3 separate regions of the Homo sapiens genome follow, and regions 1 and 3 are each linked to region 2. A link is an interaction called in ENCODE POLR2A ChIA-PET data of the cell type or tissue named here. Cell type or tissue: A673. All regions are shown on one strand. Each heading gives the region's core, and the rest is flanking DNA. Links, peaks and the distances in the headings are about the cores only.

The links. Peaks named below come from ENCODE experiments on the same cell type or tissue, not always from the same donor. Only the 100,000 strongest peaks of a DNase experiment are listed, where the experiment ranks them.
Region 1: POLR2A ChIA-PET joins it to region 2 with 6 read pairs; 2 of 35 experiments call an interaction of 5 or more read pairs at or near these places.
Region 3: POLR2A ChIA-PET joins it to region 2 with 31 read pairs; 1 of 35 experiments calls an interaction of 5 or more read pairs at or near these places.

The regions. Positions count from the first base shown.
Region 1 is chr10:4,785,643-4,793,934 of GRCh38, forward strand. No RefSeq gene overlaps it. Among named protein-coding and RNA genes, the nearest start is that of AKR1E2, 36 kb to the right of the region's middle. In A673, for the core only: no CTCF peak of the experiment used is centred there; DNase peaks (open chromatin) are centred at 4,559 and 4,839; H3K27ac peaks cover 568 bases.
Region 2 is chr10:4,686,920-4,695,211 of GRCh38, forward strand. LOC105376373 (a long non-coding RNA gene) reads left to right here. Exons shown (of 4, transcript XR_001747338.2): 4 at 2,328-2,390. Among named protein-coding and RNA genes, the nearest start is that of MANCR, 13 kb to the left of the region's middle. In A673, for the core only: no CTCF peak of the experiment used is centred there; a DNase peak (open chromatin) is centred at 5,152; H3K27ac peaks cover 2,099 bases.
Region 3 is chr10:2,853,109-2,861,400 of GRCh38, forward strand. No RefSeq gene overlaps it. Among named protein-coding and RNA genes, the nearest start is that of PFKP-DT, 210 kb to the right of the region's middle. In A673, for the core only: no CTCF peak of the experiment used is centred there; DNase peaks (open chromatin) are centred at 3,733 and 4,073; H3K4me3 peaks cover 328 bases; H3K27ac peaks cover 2,651 bases.

The DNA of each region.
Region 1 (8,292 bases), core at 1,728-6,727, 98 kb after region 2:
TTATCTAATATAAGTCTTAACACACTTCCAGGCAAGAAAGGTAATTGTAATTGGAGAGTTAAGACATCTGAATTACTGCTAGAAAGCTCATTCTGCTAAAAGTTGCATATCTAGGGGTTTACTAATATGCCAAAATTATCTTTATCATTAAGTAAGAGATGTAACAAAGAAGAAATGACGTTCAGAACTTAATACTAGCAAGCATGGTGTTTTGAAAAACATGAAAAATGTATAAAGTAAAATAGCAAGAATACACTATACCACTTTCAAGATACATAGCAGCAATTGAACAATGTTTAAATTGATTTTTCAACAAATTTGTCACAATTCTCATTTTAATGGATTTACAGTTTTTCATCTTAAGTGTGCGCCATATTTTTTCTAATCAGTTCTGTTATTTACTGCCTTATATAGCTTAATGCTTTATACATCAGCTTCTGTGCTTTGTATTTTATTGAATACGTACATGGAAAATTAATCCATGATCTTCTAATTGCCAAGTAAAAAAAGTCATGCGTCACTCTTCATACAATTGATTTCTCTGACTCATTTGACAATGTTGAGTATTTAATGACACTCTCTTCTCTTTACATAATAACTCTTACTCATCGTATGTCTTGGAATAACTTTCAGATTCGTATTTACTATCTTCTTCTCTGCCCATTTCATTAATGTTAATAATGTCAGTATCCTATCCTCAGTTCTTCTACTCTTATTAAATAAATTCAGTTTATACTTTGAGTCACTACCATAATCCAGAAAAGCAAAAATTAGTCAAACGTGCAGGAAAATAATGCAGTACATGCCATTATAAATGTGTCTAGGATGATAAAAATGCTGAGAAGTGTCGATAGGGTGGCATCTATCAAGGGCAGTGAAGGCAGGTGGGAGGCATCACGGCCCGTCTTAAGATCTTATTCGTGGGACAGTGAATGCATCTGTGCCTTGGAGACTAGCACAGCCGTCTCAACAGTGAGGAAGCTCAGCCCACAGTGAACTGTGCTCTATTTACTGTACTTCCCACAGTTCAGTGTCCAAACTGAGCACTGTTGCCGTGAAGATGTCAGGGTGAACGAGGAGCCCTGTGATCTCCTGAGGTTCAAGAGAGACTTCAGAAGGTATGGAGCAGCCATTTCAGAAATGGTGGATTATATTTTATTTTCTTGTATTTTACTTATATTTTGGTTAATACTTTAACCAAACCTTTTTTGTACTACCGTACACCCAGTGTTTTTGCAGTAGAGGATGTTGTAGCCAAAACTTGGACCCTTAAAAACAGACCCAAGATAGCCTACACCTCTGGTGTTAACAGCAGCTCTTGGGTAGGGCAGGGTGGCTCACGCCTGTAATCCCAGCACTTTGGGAGGCCAAGGGGGGCAGACCACTTGAGGTCAGGGGTTCAAGACCAGCCTGGCCAACATGGTGAAACCCTGTCTCTACAAAAAATACAAAAATTAGCTGGATGTAGTGGCAGGTGCCTTTAATCCTGGCTACTTGGGAGGCTGAGGCACGAGAATTACTTGAACCTGGGAGGTGGAGGTTGCAGTGAGTCAAGATTGATCACGCCACTGCACTCCAGCTTGGCGACACAGCAAGAATCTGTCAAAAAAAAAAAAAAAAAAAAAAAAAGAACAGCAGCTCTCATACATATAATAGAATTCTTTAACAGTAAAATATCTTCTATATTTCAATAGATGTATTTTGCTCTAGAAATTATGAAATGATATCATAAGATAACCCTGTTTAGTTTGATCAACAAGATTTTGTCTATAGAAACTAGTAATATTTCTAGGAAACCTCTAAATATTTGGAACTGTAACAACACATTTCTAAATATTCTATGAAAAAAGGAAAAATATATTGGAAATTTGCAGAAGTCTTACTAGAAAAGATATCCTCCAGTAATTGGGATTGGCATGTTTTTTCAATTTAAATCAAACACAATAAGAACTCCAGAGGAATTCCACTTAGAAATAAAATAGCACATTTCAAAATCACCCATGCTTCAAATAGAAAATCACAAGAGAAATTAGGATATATTTTGAACTGAATAAAAGTGAAAACAGAGTATGGTAGTATTTGTGATATTCACCTGAAGTATTTCTCACAAGGAAATTGATTATCTTAAATAGCAGCATGTAGAAAAAGAAAGGTTTTCTGAAACTTAATGAAACAAAACAAAACACAATGAAAAATTAACAAAGCAGAAATTGTTTCTTTGAGATTAAGTTGTCAGAACTCTAGTAAGATTATTCAGAGAAAGAGAGAAAATAGCTGCATAAGAATAGCTATATTTATAAACATACCTAAATTCAGCTATTCTCTCTGTATTTATACTGTGTAATATAAATATAGTATAAAAACAGCTATTCCCATGCAGGTATTCTTACTATAAAATAGAATTCACAACAAAATCTTTGTCAAGGGAAACACCAGGATAAGATAGGTTCACTATTAAATTCATAAGATATTTTATGTAGAAATAATAACAATTCCAGAAGCTTTTTAAAAAAAACATAGGACAAAATGTTCCCTAACTCATTTCATAGGAGCAAATAACCTTGATACCAAAACCTGGCACAAGATATCAAAAGAATATACTTGAAGATTTAAATAATATAAAAACATAATCAAAATATTAAGAAATTAAGTAAAACAATATTTAAAAGTAAAATACACCACAAGCAAGTAGGATTTATCCTGGGAATGCAAAGTTCGTTCAGTAGCAAAAATCAATCAATGTAATTCACTACAGAACAGAATAAGAAGAAAATATATAATCACCTTATAGATGCAAAAAGTGCATTTGACTAAATTATGCATCTATCCATGAAAAACTGTCAAAAACACAATGAAACTGTCTTAATCTGATTAAGGCCATGTTAAAAAAAAAACTATAGCTAACAAAATAATTCATGTGAATGACCAAATGTCTTTCTTCTAAGATCAAAAAAAAAAAAAAAGAAAGAAAAAAAAGGAAAGTAAGTCTGCTCTACATACTTGTAGCCAATACTTCACTGGAGCTCCTAGCCAGTGGAAAAAAGCAAGAAAAATAAGAAAGATTTAAAATGAAGAACTAAAATAGCCTCTTTTTATAGATTATATTATTGTTCCTATATAAAATCCTAAGTAATCAAAAATTGATCTGCCAAAATTAATTAATAAATTTAGCAAGGGTTTAGGTGGCAAGCCCTTTGGAAAAAATAAATTAGAATTCTAAATATATTCAAACAACTAGAAAATATAATTTTAAGTGGTTTATGCCATAAAATACCAAGAAATATAATTAACAAAATTATGGATAACATCTATGATGAAAAACATAATGTTGAGAGAAATAAAAGACTATCCAAATATAAATATACAGTATGGCAATGGTATCAATAGGACATCAATTCTTACCCAAATTTATTTATACAGTAAATGCATTTTTAATCCATATCCTGACAGATATTTCTGCCACAGAAACTGATAAGCTCATTCTAAAATGTAAGTAGATATCAAAGAATCTAGAAAAGCAAAAATAATTTTGAAAAATGAAGTTGAAAGAGTTACACTATATTATTTCCAGACTTACTATAAAGCAACAATAACCAAGATATTTCAGAGTTAGTATAAATTTAAACATATAGATCAGTGGAACAGAAAAAAAGTCAGAAATAGACCCATACATATATGGTCAATGAATTTTTTACAATGACAAAAATACGTTTCAATGGAAAAAGATAAATTATTCAACAAATGGTGTCTTAACACTTGTATGAAAAAGAAAAGCAACCTCTATCTCACACTATGAAATTTATTTGAAGTGGATTAGAGAGACCTTATTGTAACAGCTAAAATTATAATACTTCTTAAGACATAGATGGAACACAAAAAGCATAAAACATACATTTTTTTAGAAAGGATAAATTAAACATCATAAAAAGTAAAACCATCTGCCTTTCTAAAGACAGCATTAAGGAAATAAAATTAGAAACCACAGACATGGAGGAAAAATATACATTTATCTAGCACATACAAATGATTTTTACAATAAGAATTAATAACACAAACAAGCCAAAAGGACTTAAGTAGGTACTACTTCACAACAGAATGGTCAATAAATACATTAGAAGAGGTTCAACATCATTGGTGATCAGAAAACTGCAAATTAAAACCATAATGAATGAGATACCAGTTTATAACAAATATAATATCTAAAATTAAAAGACTAACAATACTTTTAGTGAAAATGCATAGCCACTGCAGACCTCCTATGCTGCTGTTGGTGAATTTAAAATTATGGCCACACAATCCCACACATGGATACCTACTCAAAATAAATAAAACTTATTTCTAGAAAAAGACTTGTACGTGGCAAGACTTGTACATAACCCCAAATCAAAAACAACCCAATGGTTCAGGTACAAGCAAATGAATTTAAAAATTGCAGCATATTCATATAACTGAGAGCTACTTAGCAATGAGAAAGGACTAACACACAACCTGGATGAATCTCAAAAACATGCTGAGTAAGAGAAGCCAGAAATAAAAAAAACGCAACAGCGTGCATCCATCTATTTGACGTTGTGGAGCAGCTGAACTGAGCAATTGTGATAGAAAGATGAGTGAGTGGGGTTGGAGGAAACCTGGGATGACTCTTATGGACAATGATGATGCTCCTGTCAGCACACACTTAAAATGTTTCCTTTTTGTTGTATGTAAATTATACCTCAATATAGATGACAAAAAAAAATAAAATAGAGCATTCCATTTTAAATGACAGCACCATGAACATGGTGAACACTCAGTTTTTGAGCTGTTTTACGACCAATGAGCTCATTTTACTCTACAGGAAGTTTCAGTTGTGTGACTATAAGGAATAATTAAAGGCATCACAGAATTTTAACACCCTGTGTGTTTTTAAAAATTGAATACAATTTATAGATGTGGTTAAATGTAAGCTTCCTGTCGCCTTGCTACTTTGAGGATTTGGGAACTCTTGAAACCGGCTAAAAGAAGAACAAATAAAAGGCCATGGAAATTATAATGTTCTGACCAAATGCCCCCCAAAAAATTAAAAAAAAATAAATTTAAGAGAGCACGGCAGGTTTTGGAATAGATTTGTTACTGGATTTGTCAGATCCAAGAGAAGATTCTTGGATCTCATGAAGGAAGGAATTCAGGGTGATTCACAAAGTGCAGTGAAAAAACTGGGTTTATTAAAAGTTATTTTATTATAGAGTAGGGCACCCTCGGAAAGCAAGAGGAGAAACCACCAGGCTTTGTTTTAAGTTTTCCTTATATAGGGGTCTTGTCTATGTAAAGACTAAGCTAAGCTGTATCTACGTGCAGGTAAGCAGGCATCCTGACACATTTATTGCTGTATTGATTTAAAGAAAACTAGCCTTGACCGTCTAGTGTGTGAGTACATCAAAGCATAACTATTATTATCTTCAAAACATATATTGTTATGGGTATTGGGACATCTGGACTCTCTGTTGTTGTAGGAGTGTGTCCTTGCAGGTACCTTTAAGCTGTTTCCTTTAATACAAACATCCCATGAATATGGGTCATGACCGGCAAGGCATGCGTTTTGCTAGTCTCAGAATGGAACTAAACTAAAAAGGCATTACATTGTCCCTCCTTGGCTCCTGCTTCCCTGACAAATTGACCATCATTAGAATGTCTGGAGTGTGGCAAGTGATGGGTTAACCACCAGTACTATAGACATTATTCTAAGGAGTCCAGAGTCTATATATGAGGCACACATAGTTTAACATAGATAAGATGCATCCAACAAATATTTCTTTTTCTTCTTTTTTTTTTTTTTTTTTTTTTTGAGATGGAGTCTTGCTCTGTCGCCCAGGCTGGAGTGCAGTGGCGCGATCTCGGCTCACTGCCAGCTCCGCCTCCCGGGTTCACGCCATTCTCCTGTCTCAGCCTCCCGAGAAGCTGGGACTACAGGCACCCGCCACCGCGCCTGGCTAATTTTTTTTTTTTTGTATTTTTAGTAGAGACGGGGTTTCATCGTGTTAGCCAGGATGGTCTCGATCTCCTGACCTTGTGATCCACCCGCCTCGGCCTCCCAAAGTGCTGGGATTACAGGAGTGAGCCACCGCACCCGGCCTCAAATATTTCTTAATTACAAAAAAATTACAGTTGAGTGGGGGATTACATATGTTAAAAGAATTTACATAAAGCTGGAAAACACTGACATCTGCTCTTTTTGCTCAAAGTACTTCAAGAGTACCCAGGATGTAATTAGACAAACATATGTATACAGTAAGAAAAAAATACGTTATTAAAACAATTGAGACTAGGCTGTGTCAGAAATAAAATGTTTAAACACTCAAGTGATCTAGGTATCTCTCTGCAGAAAGATAAATTATGTTGCAGTAATATTTTAAAGAGAGGAATTTTTAGTTTCTGCAAAGACACAGAAAAATAAATGTTTATTTACAGGAATTTTGTTCAATTATGCATTCCAGTTTTCTAAACCTGAAAATGCCTTAGAATGTGTGAAAGGAAAGCCACCTGTCATACTTCTATAAGCAAAAATCCAAAACATATGATTTCTAATGATGTAGGCATATGGCCTTTAAAAGTTATAAAATTCACTTGCGTTGAAAATGATTTTTTAAATTGCAAAGTCTCTATCCAGATTATAGCCGGATACTCAATCCTTTTCTGCAACTAAGGACTCATTATCATTATTTCATGGAGAGGTGTTTATGTTTTGTGGAGATTCCTGTGAGCTTCTACCTCTGCTGGTGTCTTGGGGTTCTCTCTTGGGGGCTCAGAATTCCCTGCACTCCATCCCTCAGCCACGTGAATGACACAGATTTTCCCTGTTTCTGCCAGTCAGAAACCTTTGCTTATGCTCTTCTCTTGGTCTGAAATGCTGTCCCCCTACTCCCACCTGCTAAATCCTCCTTGCTCTGAAGTCTGAGAAGCCTTCTCTGACCCCAGTTCCTCCCTAGGAATTCCCCCTCCAGCTGTGTTACAACTATCTCTTTGCTGTACTCTCTTTCCTACTGGATTCCATAAGGGCAGAGCCTGAGTTCTGTTCATCATTCATCACCAAGAACTAGCAAAGGGCCTGGAATAAAGTAACAGGTAGCACTTGTCAGATAAATCAATCAATGAAGGTGGGACAGCAGCAGCTACTTTGCTTCTTTTTTTTTTGTTTGTTTTACTTTTCTTTTTTTTAATTAATTAATTTATTTTTTATTATTATTATACTTTAAGTTTTAGGGTACATGTGCACAATGTGCAGGTTAGTTACATATGTATATATGTGCCATGCTGGTGCGCTGCACCCACTAACTTCTTTTTCTTCCTGAGCTTTCATTTTGTGGTGGTAGCTGTTGCTCTGTGAGGCGGGTGGAAGTCCTTCCAAGGCCTGAAATGGATTCTGTAATCTTTCATGGTATGTTCTCGATTTCTACTCCAGGTGTGAGAGAGGACTTCTTCTCACATTCACAAACCTCTCTTAGCTGATTTAGCTTGGTTACTTGGAATAAGAATTTCACAGTTCATGGAACATAATGAAACATGTCCTGTGCTGGCAGAAGTGATTTTGTGTCAAAAGGAACTAATTTTTAACCTACCTACATCATTACCTACATCTATTAAGCTGAACAATTTCAATTATTTTTGATGGGCTCAGTTTCTCACTTATGAAATGAGGGATTGAAAGATATGATCTTAGTGGTTCTGAATAATACATAGCTCTCAGATAAAATTACCAAGGCTCTCACAGCATATATACTCAGAAATATGTGATGCAAATGTGTGGTTTAAAATATATTGTGCATTCTGTAAATTAAATCTTATGAATCAATTGTATTAGCAAATGTGACAGTGTAACAAAAATATAACCTGCAAGTCGCAACTGGAATTAGCTCAAGCTAAAAAGGAAAGTTATTGACACATTAACTGAAAAGTCAGAGTATTTCAAGTTTCTTTTTTCTTTTTAAATTATACTTTAAGTTCTCGGATATATGTGCAGAACGTGCAGGTTTGCTACATAGGTGTACACATGCCATGGTGGTTTGCTGCACTCATTAACCTGTCATCTACATTAGATATTTCTCCTAATGCTATACCTCCCGTAGCCCCCCAACCCCCGACAGGCACCCGTGTGTGATGTTCTCCCTGTGTCCATGTGGTCTCATTGTTCAACTCCCACTTATGAGTGAGAACATGTAGTGTTTGGTTTTCTGTTCCTGTGTTAGTTTGCTGAGAATGATGGTTTCCAGGTTCATCCATATCCCTGCAAAGGACGTGAACTCATACTTTTTTTAT
Region 2 (8,292 bases), core at 2,183-7,182:
ATACATGATAAATCGCTTCAAGTTATTTTTAGTTTTATTCTTGGGTAATGATTGGTAGGGAATTATCAAAGTTTTTACTCTGAAAGTTGTGAGAGATTTAGATAGGATAAGCCAAGACCTCAGGTATATGTCTTTACACATGAACTTGAAATATGCTAAAATAAAGAAAACAATTTTACAGTTTATCTGGAGCTTATGCAGAGAGGGAAAACTTAGGGAGAAATATTTATATATTTTGGGTTTTACCCTAGGCAGGGAATAGAAAAATTCAGTAAACCACATTAATTTGACATAAATATGCAGTACCAACATTTATGACATAGTTGGTTTAGAGAGCACATAGTATATATAGTGCACAGTTTATATAGTATGTAACTGCTAGTTATTCAGAAACAGTATAATATTTTCTGCTGAAAGAAAATGATTACAGAAAAAAAAGATTGCTGAGCCTCCCAGTAGGTAGTGCACAAGATAGATGTCATTCAAAGTGATGTGCTTTCCAACAGCATGAGAGTTCTCAATAAACATATGTACACAATTTTGAAATTAGATTTCTTCCCCAAAATGTCCAAATCATATGTTAAACAAGAGACAAATGGAGATGTGAAAAACCTCACATGCTTTTGATTAGGACAAGATGCAGTCAGGCTGGCTGCTAGTTCTTTCCACTTGGATCCTTAATGTTGTAGGTAATTCTCCCCACCCGGCCACTGCAGCAGGAATCCAGTGCCTGTCAACTGCCGGACTGGCTGGTTTCCTGTGGAATCACAGGACCTGCTGAATCTTGAAGGCATCACGACTTTGCTGTCTACTACTGAGTTCTCCAAAGAGTACAAGTGGGTTTGGATATATCACATATTTACACCTTTTGCCATATATACATATACAAAGTTATTTATATATGTGTCCATGTGTTTATGCTCACACACATTTGTACTGTTGAGTATAAATACTCTAAAAATTTTCAAAGTTGTGACAATAAGATCAGGTGATGCTTGGGGTTGCTATAATTTTTATTAGACATCTGGAAGGTACGTCCTGCAATAGAAGTTTCTGCAATAAGGTGCTGACATTTACCTCAAAGTGCTGTTTATTTACTTCTTCATTTGGGACCTGGTATTGAAAGGGTCAGGGATGGCTCAGGGAAAAGGTCCAGTTATTTGAAATTCTTCTGGTTTATTTCGTTGGTGTTTGTTCAGCGTTTCAGTTTAATGAAGTTGTCCTTCCAACTCATTCCTTGAGCTCAGTGACTCCAGGCTTTTTTAGAAAGATTACAAGGCCAAATGCATATTGTATTATATGTCTCTGTCAATCCACAAGGCCTGTGGATCAGAAACGGGGAAGATAGAAGGCATATGGAAAATTGAATGTTTCCTCTAACTGTGTATGTGGATCTTCAATACACATCGGTGGGTCCATGTGGATGATACATATTTGTGTCTTACTATAAGCAGCTGGAAGGGATTAGAGTTTGTGATAAGGATCTGGTTGAATGCTTTCTTCTATTCTGAGAGATGTTTCTGTAGGTGTGTAAATACTGCTAGAAAGTAATTTAGAGAGAAAAGTAATCTATTCAATGGCAAGGGCCGTTAATTTTAAGTTCTAGATGCAAATGTTATAATTGCTTTATCTTTCATGGCATTAAATAAATGAATCACCATGTGGATTGATCTATCTCTCTCATTTACATGCATACACACACACACACATACACACACACACACACACATATGCAGGAATTTCTCCCTCCTTTCTCACTTATAGGTCTCAAGAATAACTGTAGAATGTGCTGGGAATACAACATCCCTGGCTGGCAGCAATAGCCTGGGCTCTGTTCTAGTTCCCCCTTAAAACAGGAAATCTTTCAGCACTGTAGCTGAGATAATCACATGACCCTAGAGTATAAAACCTAAGACAAAGCTGCTTTCAGCAGTAGTGAGAGTGGGGTAGTTTCAGATGAGACTCTTATCTCCCTCGGCAGCTTTCTTGAGCCTTGGAAGACTGGCTTACTGTAAATCCTAGGCCTCTGTTGTCCCTTGCTGCCTATCTGTGAGTGAAACCTACTTCATGCAACATGCTGTGTGTGAGTGTGTTCTGTCTTATGGGACTCAGGTAAGTGGGTAAGCAGGCACCGTGAACCTGCTACACAATATGCAATACATATAATGCACACACTCATGTAGATGTAAGCTTGGGCTGAGGTGAATACTGGAGATACAAGGAAGCATCCCATAGAAAAACCTAAGTATAAATCAAATAGATAAATAAAGCAAATAACTTTCTCCTTAACATGTCCCATATATATTATCTTCAAAAATTTTTGCAAGGTTTCAGAAGGAGCAACCAGAAGGAAGTACTCTCTTCTTGCGGGGGTCACTGCTTACAACACAACTGTGGAAAGTCAAATAATCTTCCAGGTACCTCGGTTTTCTCATCTATAACATGAGATACTTAAAATAGAGTATTTGTAAAAATCATTTCACCTTTAAAGTTTCATAATCTGTTTTATCCTGCACAGCATTCCTCCTCTTTATTCTTTCAGGGGGATATTAGCCTTCCTTGCCTTCCTGCTGAGAACTCTTCTTGCCTGGTCTAGTGCATCTCAATGTCACTGAACACAGGGTGGACATGGCACAGACTGGCAATGAGTTTTTCTTTTCCTGGTCTGGACACAAAAGCATGACTTTAGAAAACAATATATCTGAGGTTTAATATGGGCGCTGCAAAACAGAGCATAAGCCTCCTCTGAGAACGTGAGTGCAAAGGTTAGGGGAGTGTGGAGCTTCAGGGGATGTCTGCTGTGATGTGGGGAACGGTCTGCAGGATAAAGCGTCAAAAGCACTGGACCCGACACGGTCTTACAGGCTCTGCCTGGGCCACCAGACTGACTAGGCTGGGAGTACCCAGCCCAGGACCCTCACTGACTTGAGCCAATCTGTTTCTATTTTTGTTCCATTTTGTTTGAATGACTCTGTGACTTGAATTTGAAACACAGTGAGAAAGAATTTGATGTTCTCTTTTGGTTCCTGTTACTAAAAGAAATTTTGTGAATTTTATAATGTCTTTAGGTTAGAAGAAAAATACAAGTTGGTTGATTTCAATATTTACCTCGTGGAAGTTTATTTGAAAACTACCACATTTTATGGTAAATGTAGTCTCAACAATAAAAATAAAAGAAAGGTTGAGGAATTAATACTTATTTGATATATTAAATAAAATAGTGAATATTCTTTATCTCTAAATATTCTACAACTTCCAAGAAAGTCTATGTTTTTACATTTAAGTTGTCCAAATAGATCAAGCAATATGTTATCCTTTGGATTCTCTATTACTAATCTAAAGTTTAGAGAATAGTTTGGTGCTTTAGGAAAAAGTTGGTATTTTCATGACACCATTATTATTAGAGTAGAAAATATGAAATATAGAAGAAAACATTTATGATATTTAGAGCTCAACTGAACATAGTCACATGCCTGACAGTTGGCCTGATTTTCCCACCACTAGGATTTTTTTGGAGTGGGGGTGGAATGCACACCTCTCCTAGAATTCAGATTTGAGACGCAAAGGGAAGAAAAATGAGGCAGGAAGACATCTCACTATTTTAGGGATTTAAAATGAATTTTACCTTTTTTCATGATGTCAGAAGCAAGTTGATACTTTATACATATTTTCTCCTTTCTCACTGATTATTCCTATGTAAGGATACGTCTTAAAGCTGTAATGAAATGTATATTACAGGGATATGAATGAGAGTGATTAGATTATATGTAGAATGAATATCAAAAATCAATTCTTTTCTGAAGCACTCCATTGCCTGAGTTCTTCTATTTCAGCTTAATCGGCCATAGTGGGTTTATCCTGTAGCAGGAAAGAATTCATTCTCCTTTTTTTAATCTTGGATTAAATCTATTTTCTGCAAGACAGCCTATATCAGGTTAGATGGCCCTGAAATAAATTATTCCCACAGGTAAAATTAATAGACACTAGAAGAAAAAGAATAATTTTACTATAATTTTGGGGAAATGACCACTATTGTTACTATTGAAGGAAAGGTGATGCAGGATTGAGATACACATGCACACATACATGCATGCATGTACATACATGATCACAGGTACATATGCACACAAACATGTACACACATATGCACACACATATATTCACATATACGCACATATGCTCACACACTCAAACTGACTCAGGCACACACACACATACACACACGAATATTTCTTTAACTCCTTGAGTCCCTTAAATATTAATATCATAACTATAAGAATATTTTAATATTTACCTGGCATTTTGCTTGGTAAATTCCCATTATAAAATAAAAATTTACAAATAAAATGTGAAACAAATTCTGTGATTTTACATTTGTATATAAATATGATCCACAAAAAGATCAGAGATTATAGAGGACCATGCTTTTAGAAGATAAAGAAAGATGGGAATCAAAGTATTTTGAAGCTACCAAAGACACGGAGGGAGTGAAATTACCTAGACACATTTTTTAATATGTATTCTGAATCACCAAGATATTTACCAGCTGAAAGTCACCAAGTCAGCCCAGCCCACACCGAAGGCAGCAGAAACACGTGGTGAGCAGAACCTAAGCCAAGCTACTAAATTCTGAGTGGTTTCTTATATAGCAACAGATAAATGGAACATATGGAAAAGCAAATTTTAACAATCAAGCAGGTGTGAACTTCGTCATTCAGAATAGATGGGGTGACATCTGCCAGCCCAAGGGGAATCTCCAACACCTGCCCACTGCCAGTGTTTTCATTTGTGGCTCCTGGGGCTTTTGGAGTCCCAAAAGAGGCAGGACTAGTATCTTTTCTCCTTAACGCTTTCAGACTTTCCTCTAGGAGCACCAGGTAACGTGTGCAAAACAAAACAAATCAAAACAAACAAACAAAAAAATCAAAGCTGTTATCTTAGCTATATCACTGTTAATCTTTCTAAAGGGAGAAAAACTAAACAACAAACCGTTCAGTAAAACAAATAACATGCTCCAGCCTATGTCTGTGTTAAAGGAGGGCTAGAAGGAGAAGCTAGGGAGTTGTTCAGCATTCCTAACAGATGAGTAGGTTTTGGGGAAATGGACTTGCCACTGCATAGCTCTCTTTATCCACAATTTAGCGAAGGGAAGGGAAGGGGAAGGGGAAGGAGAAGGGGAACGGGAAGGGAGAAGGGAGAAGGATGGAGCGTGGGGGGAAGGAAGGACAAGGGAGGAAGGAAGGAAGGAAGGTAGGTGAAGGGAAGGAAGGAAGGAAGGAAGGAAGGAAGGAAGGAAGGTAGGTGAAGGGAAGGAAGGAAGGAAGGAAGGAAGGAAGGAAGGGAGGTAGGTGAAGGGAAGGAAGGAAGGAAGGAAGGAAGGTGAAGGAAGGAAGGAAGGCATGCAGGCAGTATAAATGGCTATATAAAGTTTATGTGTATGACTATGTTTGGATGACAGAAACACCAATGTGAGTAAGGACTTAGACATTGTCAGAGTAGAGTTTCATAAATTATTGCAATCATGACCGTGATATACATATAATATAGATGTACATACAGGCAATTTTCTGTAAATAGCCAGATAGCAAACATTTTAGGCTTTACAGAGCATACGGTCTCTGTCACAGCTACTCAACCAGGCCATTCTAGAGCATGAGTTGCCATAGATAGCAGACACATGAGTAGGTATGGCTATGTTTCAATAACACTTTATTTACAAACACAGAGAGTGGGCAGAATCTATCCCTCGGGCCATAATTGGCAGATTCCTTTTCTAGTTAACTACGTCGGTACAGTGTATAATGACCACGATGCACGCTTTGTTAATTGGCATTCACACATGATACTCCTCAGCAGACAACTTCCAATTAAATAAAACAGCAAAATCATGCATTTTGTTTAATATTATGCAATTGTTTTACATACAACCATGTACCTCTTAACGCTCTTCAAAAAATGGGCCACAAAATCCTTTTAGGTGAAAGTTCATTCATCTAGCTGAGTCCTCTCAGTCCTCCATTGATATCCTGTAACTTAAATACAGAGATATAAAGTTAATTATTATTAATATATTTTATTTTAAATTGTATAAAAATGAAAGAAAGGAATAAAAGGAAAGAGTTGGTTAATATATACACAAATCAACATAAGGAAATATATATATATATATATATATTTTGAGATGGAGTCTCACTCTGTTGCTAGGCTGGAGTGCAGTGGTGAGATCTTGGCTCACGGCAACCTCTGACTCCTTGGTTCAAGCAATTCTCCTGTCTCAGCCTCCTGAGTAGCTGGGATTACAGGCACGCGCCACCACACCCAGCTAATTTTTGTATTTTTAGTAGAGAATGGGTTTCACCATGTTGGCCAGGATGGTCTCAATCTCCTGACCCTGTGATTCGCCCTCCCCAGCGTTCCAAAGTGCTGGGATTACAGGCACAAGCCACTGCATCTGGCCAGGAAAAATATATTCAACACTGTTCAAGTCCTTCTTTCTGCCACTGCTCACATGATCATAGTTGATAATGGTAACTTGCTTCTTCCACAGCCCCTTTCATATTCTCTTTTCTCCTGGAAAGCACCATAGCTAACTGTGGCTCCCTGCCTTGTAGAATGGCTGGTTTCTTCATTTTAGAAGGTTCTACACCGTTAGGAGGCCTGCCTGTATTGAGTTGTAGCATTGTATTGAAAAATTAAACAACAGCCGGTTTTATAGAACATGGAAGTAATGACAAGCACCCCAGGTGATTTCATAATTTCAAACACACATCTACTTATCCTCTTTGGATATAAACCCAGCATTTCCTTGACCATAGGAAGGAATTATTGGTTAATTGAGCAGCATTGACCAGCACTTCCTTGACGACCTCTACTACTCTAGTAGAGGAACACTCTTCTTGGCCTGTTGCTTCACTGGCATGAGATCCCAAAGGGGCCTGGTGTCCATCTGCTATGGGCTAAATTGCATCTACTCCAAACTAATATGTTGAAGCTCTTACCTCCAGCATGATGGTATTTGGAATAAGGATGTAATTAAGGGTAAATTAGGTTATAATGGTGGAGCTCTGATCTGATAAGATTAGCGTTCTCATAAGAAGAAACACCGAATCTCTCTCTCTCTTAACATCTCTGTCTCTCTATCTCTCTGTCCCCCTGCACTATGTGAGGACACAGGGAGAAGCTGGCCATCCATCAGCCAGGAGAGAGCTGTCACCAGAGATTAAATCAGCAAGAACTCTGACCTTGGACTTCCAGCCTCTAGAACTGTGAGAAATACTTGTCTGTTGCTTAAGGCACGTTGTCTGTGGTTTGTTATGGAAACCCAAGCTAAGAGCCTGTCTTAAATCCCAGGTTAATGACAGTATCACAATCCCATACCTCTTTTGGGGACCAGAAGATCCCAATATCACAGGAAGAAGAAGCAAAATGTCTTGCCAGTGAATCGCTAGGAGCAATAATGAGATAAATCACTCCCATTTTCACCCCTTCAATCTTGGACCCATGGATTCTAGCTTTGGAAAAAACTAATATATTGGTCATTGATCTAGAGTGTACAGCACATCCTGAAAAATATTATTCCGGTTCTAGGAGGCATTGCCACCAAGACAGAAGCATCACTTAATCTTCACAAAGAAACATACACTATAGTTTGGGTATTTGACCTCTCCAAGCCTCGTGTTGAAATTTGATGGAACAAATGTTGGAGGTGGGGCCTAATTAGAAGTGTTAGGGATCAAGATCCCTCATGAATGACTGGGTGCTGTCCTCATGATAATGAGTGAATTTTCACTCTGTTAATTCCTGCAAGAGTTCTCCTGAGAGCTGGTTGTTGAAAAGAGCCTGGTGCCTTCCTCCCATCTCTTTCCTCCTCTCTCACCATTGAAGCTTTACCTCCTTTGCCTTCCACCAGGACTGGGAGCAGCCTGAGGCCCCCACCAGATACAGGTGCCGGCACCATGCTACTTGCCAGCCTGCAGGACCATGAGCCAAATAAACCTTTTAAAAAATAATAATAATTTACCCAGTCTCAGCTATTCCTTTATAGCAACAAAAATGAACAACAACAGCATCCCATCAGATCTCTCAGGCCAGCTGCTTCTGGGTGATGGGTAACATGCACATGCCAATGAATTTCATGAGAATGAGCCCAACAGTATAATATACTTTCCCAAAGAAAAATAAAGCACGTATTTGAAAATGCCATATACCTCATTTTACATTTCTACATTATCATATTAATACGAGCTCCCTATGAGACATCAGGAAATTCTGGAAAAGCACCATGAAATAATT
Region 3 (8,292 bases), core at 1,728-6,727, 1.8 Mb before region 2:
TTAGTTGTTACTCAACAAATACTTGATTGATAAATGGTTAAATTTCTAATGTGAAAAGTCGCTTCTACTTATCCCCCTGGGAACACACTGGGTGTGTTTTTACTTAGATATAAAAGGAGTGGTTTCTGTAGCCTAATTCAAATTTAAAAGTTTGGAAAAAACTGCATAAACATAAAAGAAAGAAAGAAATTCAAAACAAGCAGAAAGAAGATAATAAAAATAAGAGCAGAAACCACTGAAATTGAAAATAACAAAATAATCGAGAAAAATCATTAAAACCAAATGGTTATTCTTAAAAAAAAACTCATAAAACTCTAGAAAGACAAAGACAAAAAGACAGAAAATGCAAATCACTAATATTAGTAAAAATAAAATATCCCACAGACCCTGCAGCCAGCCCTTAAAAAGATAAGAAAGGAATGTAACAAAAAGTTTTACACTTACAAATTTGGCAACTTAGGAGAAATAAGCTAACTGCTTGAAAACAATAGACTCCCCAAACTCAACCTGAAAGAGAGCACCTGAATAGTCCTATAACCACTAACGAAGTTTTATTTGTAATTACAATATTCCTAGTAAATCTCAGATCCAGATGGCATCACTGAAAATTTTTTACCAAATATTTAAATAAGAGTTTACACTACTCTTAGAAAATCTCTTCCAGAGAATACAGAGGACCGCATTCTGGTTTGTTTTGTTTGTTTGCTTGTTTGTTTTTATATTCAAATTGCTGTGATCTGAAAGAAGAGCTCTCTTCACAATTCACTTTATGAGGTCGGCATTTTCTTGATAATAAAAATAGGGAAAGATGGTACCAAAAAAAGAAAAAATCCCCCTACAGACCAATATCATTCATGAGCTGAGATACAAAACTCCTCCACAGAATACTAACAAATCAAACCCAGAAACGTACAGCAAGAATTACACACCATGACCAAGTAGGGTGTATTCCAGGAATGCACGGCTCACTCAACATTTGAAATCCATTAATGTAATTCACCTGTCAACAGGTCAAAAAGAAGAAAGACCACATGATCACATCAGTTAATATGCACATACACAAATGGCAAAATCTAACATCCATTCGTGATAACGAATAACTCCCAGGAAGTTAGGAATAGATGGGAACTACTGAAATTCCATAAAGAGTGATTTAAAAATACCTACAGCTAACACCATGGTTACCAAAAGAGTGAACTCCTTCCCCCAATATCAGGCACAAGGCAAGGACATCCATGTTCACCCTTTGTGATTCAACATCATACAGGAAGTTTGGCTACCACAGTAGAGTAAGAAGACAAAAATAAAATGTGTACCTAAGAAAAGGAAGAAACTAAGTGTTCCTATTTGCAGGTGGCATGACTGCTTATGCAGAACATCCCGGGGAATCTTTGAAAAAGAAAAACTATTTTAAAGACCCTCCTAGAATCCACCCAGTAATTTACCAACGTCACAGAATACAAGACCAGCACATAAAAATCAGTCTCATGTCTATGTACTCACAATAAGCATATAAAAATTAAAACTGAAAATTTTGTTTAAAATTGCTCCAAAGATAATGAAATCCTTAGGTATAAATGGAACATGTCCAAGATCTGTATGCTGAACATTACAAAATACAAGAGACAGAAACCGAGGAAGACATAAACAAGTGAAGAGATCTGTTGTGTTCCTCTATGGGAAGACTCAGCATAGTAATGGTGCCAATTCCCCCAAATTTGTATATGAGTTTCATGCAAATTTTATCAAAACCTCAGCAAGATTTTCTGTAGACATGAACAACATATTCTCAAATTTATATAGATAGACACAAGCACTAGAATAGCTAAGACAACCATGAAGAAAATAATGAGGGGACCCTCCACCCCACATGAAGGATTACTATAGAGTGACAATAATCCAGAAAGTACTGTATTGGTGAAGGGATAGACATATAAATAAATGGAATCAAAGAGAGAATTCACAATTAGATCTACATAAATATACCACATTTATTGGTATATTTTGCACAAAGATGCCAAAGCCTAGCTTTTTCGACAAATGGTGCTGGAACAACTGAACACAGGCAAAATAAAAGTGTCAACCTAAGTCTCACATCTGATACAAGAATCAATTCAGTGGATCACAGAGTTAAACATTAAGTATAAAATTTGTAAAATAAATGGGAAAAAAATCTTTGGAGTCTAGGATGAGGCAAAGAGTTCTTAGATTTAACATCAAAATTATAATCCACAAAAGGGTGCATTTTGTAACTTAGATTTCATCAAAATTAAAAGTTTTGTTCTGCAAAAGACCCTGTTAAGAGGATGATAAGACAAACTACAGCCTGGGAGAATATTTTCAAACTACATAAAAAAGTCAAGGAAAAGTATCTAGAATGTACTATGAACTCTCAAAACTCAAAAATAAGAAACAATCAAATAAGAAAATAAGCAAAAGTATTTGAACAGATATTTCACTGAAGACATACAGATGACACGTGATCACAGGAAAAGATGTTTAACTTCATCAGCCATCAGAAAAAAAATGCATACTAAAATCAAAATGAGATGTCACTACGCTACATACCTGTCAGAATGGCTTTAGGAGTAGTGACAGGATAAAATACTGGCAAGAGTGGAAAGAAACGGGTCTCACATACATTGTGGTAGGAATGTAAAATGGTACAGCCACTCCAAAAAATAATTTAGTAGTTTCTCGTAAAAATAAGCATGTAATTAACATATAACTCAGCAATTGCATTGTCGCGTATTTATCCCTAAAAATTAAATACTTATTCACAAGAAAACCTACACAAATGTTTATGTCATCTTTATTCCTGACAGCAAAAACTAGAAACAACTCAAATGTCCTTCAACAGGTAAATAAAATAAGCTTCATGCATATTATGAAATACTTTACAGCAGTAAAAAGGTGCTAAATTTTAATACATCCAACAATTGAGGTAAATCTTCAGATAATTCTGCTGAGTGAAATAAAACGCTCATTCCAAAAGGTTACATACAGTCTGATTCCACTTATTTAACATTCTTCAATTAGTATGATTATAGAAACAGAAAACATGTTAGGAGCAAACAGGGTTAAAGACAGGAGGAGGTTCTGGGGCGGGGGAGAAAACAGCAACTCAAAGGGTCCCTGTGGTGAAGGGATGTTCTGTACCTTGATCGTGGTGGTGGGTACACAAACTTACACCTGTAATAAATTACACACACACACACATACACACACACATGAATGAGTACAAGCGCAAGTAAAACTGAAGAAATCTGAACAAGATTGGTGGATTGTATTAATGTGGATATACTATGATGATATTATATTATGGTTTTGCTCAATGTTATCATTGAAAGAATCTCAGTAAAGGACACACGGGATCTTTGTATTATTTCTTATATATGCATGTAAATCTATGTTCTCTTGAAATAAAAGTATAATTGAAAAAACAATTTGAAAAGTATATTTCGATAGATTCAAACATCTTCAGTAGAAACAAACGGCAGTTCTGAATGAATACATTAGCTACCTGGCAGCTATTGAAATCGTGCTCCTGCAGGACATAGCACTGCCGTGATGCGGTCTGCACCCTGTGTAATTTCCACTTGGCTACGTGACAACTTGGGTTGAGGATATGCTCACAGTTTGGACAAATGACTGTATTATGTCTCATTAAGGATCATAAATACCAATCAACCTAATCACAAAAGTGCTGTTTCAGTGTTCAGACAGCTCTTTAATCTGGACGAAGGTGACAAAGATGAGTAATTTTATTATCTTAATCACTGCATTTACTACTGTGGAGAAGAGAAACACAGCCCTTCTGTTGTTCTGAATAAGCCATATCCAAAATTTTGCTTCTGAGATTTCTTTAATAAGAAAGAGAGAGAAGGAAAGAAGGAAGGAAGGAAGGAAGGAAGGAAGGAAGGAAGGAAGGAAGGAAGGAAGGATGCAAGAAAGGAAGGAAGGGAGGGAGGGAGGGAAAGGAGAGAGGAGGGAAGGAGGAGAGGTAAGGGGAGGGGAAAGGAGAAAGAAAACTGAGATAAACAGGTAGCACAACGTCGTAGGAAATAGCTCAGGAAATACCAGCTCAGGCATGGTATTTGAGCTGGTCTGGGTTTGAATTCTATTTCTGCAAGTCTCTGGACTTTGGAGAAGTTAATGTCTCTAAGAGGTTTCTTCATCTATAAAATAAGAACAGTAGTCAGCCCTATTTTGCAGAGTTGGACAAAATATGATGAATCTAAGGTTTTTAAGACACAGCCGTTGGCCAATAACGGATAGTTATTATTAATTTATGAACAATAATCCATGTACTTTTCTTTACTTTACACTCAGATTTAATCTAATCCGTATTTATTGTTATAAGGATGCATTATTTCTAATGTGTTTCCTGCTAAGTGTCTCTGTGATTGGCAATCACATACCCATTGTAGACTCTGAAAAATTTAAGAAATAGACATGAAGAGAAAAATAGTTGCTTTACTGCTACTAAAAAATATTTTAAAGAAAACAGATTAGATCTACTCTGAAATGGGATTCTTATTACCATCTCTACTCCAAGTCCAGACCTCCACAGGGGAGAAACAGGTCTCTGAGAAAATTGTTACACAGCCAGTTATGACAATCTCTTCTCCTCAATTCCTTAAATCAAGAACTAAGAAAAATTAGGCCCTAGAATTACCTCTAAAGGACATACTTAGGTAAGCAAAGAAGAGACCAATCTGATAGCCTGGAAGAGAGGAAATCAAAAAGTCAAGAAAACTTGGGTACTTCTGCTCACATCATTCTTCAGATTTCTACACACATAAGAGCAATTAATCAATGACGGCTTAAGAGGTTCTCTGCAAAATATTCCCAGGATGATCTCCTCTAACCAGTGACCACTAAAGGAGCAAAAGATTGTTTTATTTGTATATGTTGTGTAGAAGAGGGCTTTGTTTTAGAAAGCCTGGGTTTTGCCTTTGAGATGCTACTTTTGAAAGTTAAAGAGAACTGGTAGAAGAGACAGAAGGTCCTGATGTGTCCAGCAGGATCTTTCTGTTCCTACATATCTTCCCCTCTAAGTATCTACCTATAGGACACTGCTTTTACCATGGCTAACTTCTCTTTATCTTCCTATCTTCTTTGTTTTAATTCTATGTTTTTTCTCTTCTGTCTTTTATTGTTTCTCTGAGTATATTCTTTTTCATAGAAAAAAATGTTGGCCATTTGAAGACATTGGGCTCAATCACAAGAGTTCTGTCTGGAAAATTAAAGAAATGCAATGAATGCATTGTGACACGTCTTCAAGCTCCTTGTCTCTTACTTGGCAGTTTTCTTTGTTGCTGGGTATTTGTGGACTTCACTTTGCAAGAACGTCTCCCTGGATACTTCTAGTTTAACTGTTGTTTTAGTAGCATAGGAGACTTGGCAGGATGGATACTGGATAATTCATATATTTCATCAATTGCTGTGAAACAAACACCTTGGAAGTTTAGTAGCTTAGAAAATCTCATTAGTTTGGGATTCTGTGGGTCAGTAGCTGGAACTGGGCTCAGCTGGGTGACTCTTCTGCTAATATCCATGGAGTCACCTCTGTAGCTACAGTTTTCTGGTTGACTTCATTCACGTGTCTGGTAGGTGATGTTGGCAGGTGCCTGAGCCATATTTCTTCAGCAGACTACCCTGTGCTTCCTTTTATAGAGGAAAAGGAGTCCCTAGGATCAAGAGACAGAATTCCCCAGTGAGAAAGCTCATTTTCAGCACCTGCTTGCATTATAATTGCTAATGTTTCATTGGCCAAATAAAGTTACATGTCTAAGCCCAGAGTCTATATGACCAGGACTGTCCAAGTATATAAATCCAGGGAGGTATCCAACAGGGACTAACACTGCTAAAATTTACAACAGGCCACCCTCAATGCCAATGATTCATGTCTCTAACCTACAAAACATACTCATCTCCTCCCAAGATGCCAAGATTTATCCAGTCACTGAATCAGGCGCCAAATCCACAACCATGTGGCTTGCATGAGGTTCAGATGTTAATGAGATTCTTCAAGTGCAACTTCTCAGGTGGAGTTCCTCCTGATTGCATTAAGACAAAGACTAGATAACTGCAACAGGCATGCCTACTTTAAAAGGTGGGGATTGAGAAGGGCAAAGCAGTCACTAGACCACAGTAATCATGAAACCCAACAAGCCACACCTTGCCAGTTCCCCAGCAAAAGGAGCATATTTCTTGACAAGGGTCGATGTTTGCTACCTGAGAGTAGCACCTCAGTGCACTGTTCTCCATGGCTCTCTGCTCTGCTTTCTGACCTCTTGGCTCTATCCTGTAAGACATCTTTCTTTTTCTAAAAAGGAGTTGTTTGCAGCTGAGCAGCTTTCTCAGCCTAAAACCTCCTTATAGAAAGTTAGAAATGCAGGGTCTTTTAAAAAATTTCTGAACAGTCACAATCCTTTTGGTGTACACTGACACAATTTCTTTAAAAACTTTGTGGCTTCCTGATGTATCTTATTGAAGTTCATTCCATGACAAAAAGCCTATATCCTAATTCTTTTTGAGAAAGATCTTTTTCTATGTTGAGCATGTCTTGACACTTTAAACAACTCCTTTAATATTTTTAGAAGTCTGTTTGTCTAACTTTTCTTTACATCTTTTTTAAACATTTTTTAAAGGGGCTGTGTAGCCACACATTTGATTTGATCATGACTTGAGATCATTTCTTACTTTGAGAATCTTTTATTTTCCCACTGGCAGGTACTGAGTTCTTTATGTTTTCTCTAAAGTTTGCTGGAAAACTAGAGTTTCTTCCTTAGTCATCTTTCTCTTGTAGTACTTTATCCTACATCTACACGCATCCAACAAAATCTATCAACATCCTACTTAAATATAACTCTTTAGCTCTAATCAACAAGACCATTAGGGGCTTTTTCCCCTCAGAATATGGGAGACAACATTTTGTTAATTCTCATAACACTACACACATGTCACTGTTTTCCCAACCTTCTGTAGAAGTTTCTTTATTTTTTTTCCTTCCTTTAGTCATCACTCAGTTCCAAAGCCAATACCACACATTTAGGTTTGGTTACAACACAATCCAACTTCAAAGTAGCAGTTACTTTTTAAAATTTATTTATTTATTTATTCCTGGATAACAAATCATTCTAAAAATGATTGTCCGAAAACAACTATTTATGAGCCCATAATTCTGTGGATTGGTAGTTTGGGCTGGGCTCAGCTGGATGGTTTTTCTCCAACTTGCATCTTGATTTACTCATATAGGTGCAGTCATCTGATGGCTCAGCTGGAGCTGCTGGTCTGAGACATCCTCAGTCGCTTCTCTGACAGCTGGTTTTGTCTCCAGTGAACAAGTCCTGGCTTCTTCACATAGAGGAAAACAGCCCAGCAACACAAGAGAGTAAGACCAGCTATGCAAATGTTTGTCAAGAATTTGCTTTCTTCAATTGTGTTCATCTCCCATTGGCCAAAGCAAGTCACATGGAGTCAATATGGTGGCAGAGAAGAGGCCCACAGGGGTGTGGATGCAGGGAGGGATGACCTTGAAGGGAAACCATTATAATAATCTGCCACAATGTTTTAGGAATGCTAATATGATAATAACATCACTCTTTATTGAATATTGTGTTAGAACCCTGACAAGTTCTTTACGTTTAATCTTGCTTAAATTCCATAACAACATTATTGGGAAGGTAACCACTTCAAAGATGAGGAAAAAAAGCTGAAGATGTCCAGTGGCAGGATACAGAAGAAACTAGTGGCAAAGTCAGGCCTCCAACTAAGGTCTGTCTGACAAAGTCTATGTTTTTAAGCACCGTGTTACACTGCCTCCTCATAGATGGTATTCCCACAGGAGACCCTCAAAAATAATCTTGGGTTCTGATTTATTTTCTTATAAAATAATTTCTCTTCATTCAGGTATGAGAAAAAGATCTTTCTGTATTATATTTTTGTAATAAATATCAACCAAACCACTGATTATTTTTATAACTTGTTCTAACCAATCAATAAACATTCACCAGAACCAAATTTTAGTGTGGAGAAATGAATACTAAGGTTATCAAGGGAAGGCCAGGTTTGAACCCCAGTTCTGCTATTATGTAGATGTGTGAATTCCATTGCATGAATCATTTACCCCCCTGAGCCTCCATTTCCCCATTTGTAAGAAAGAGTTACTAACCTCACAGGATTATCGTGAGGGTTAAATGTGGCATTGGAATAAACACATTTTATTAACAAGAAAGTGCTACAAAAACACAGCATGTTAAATTAATAAAGAGAAATCTGGACTGT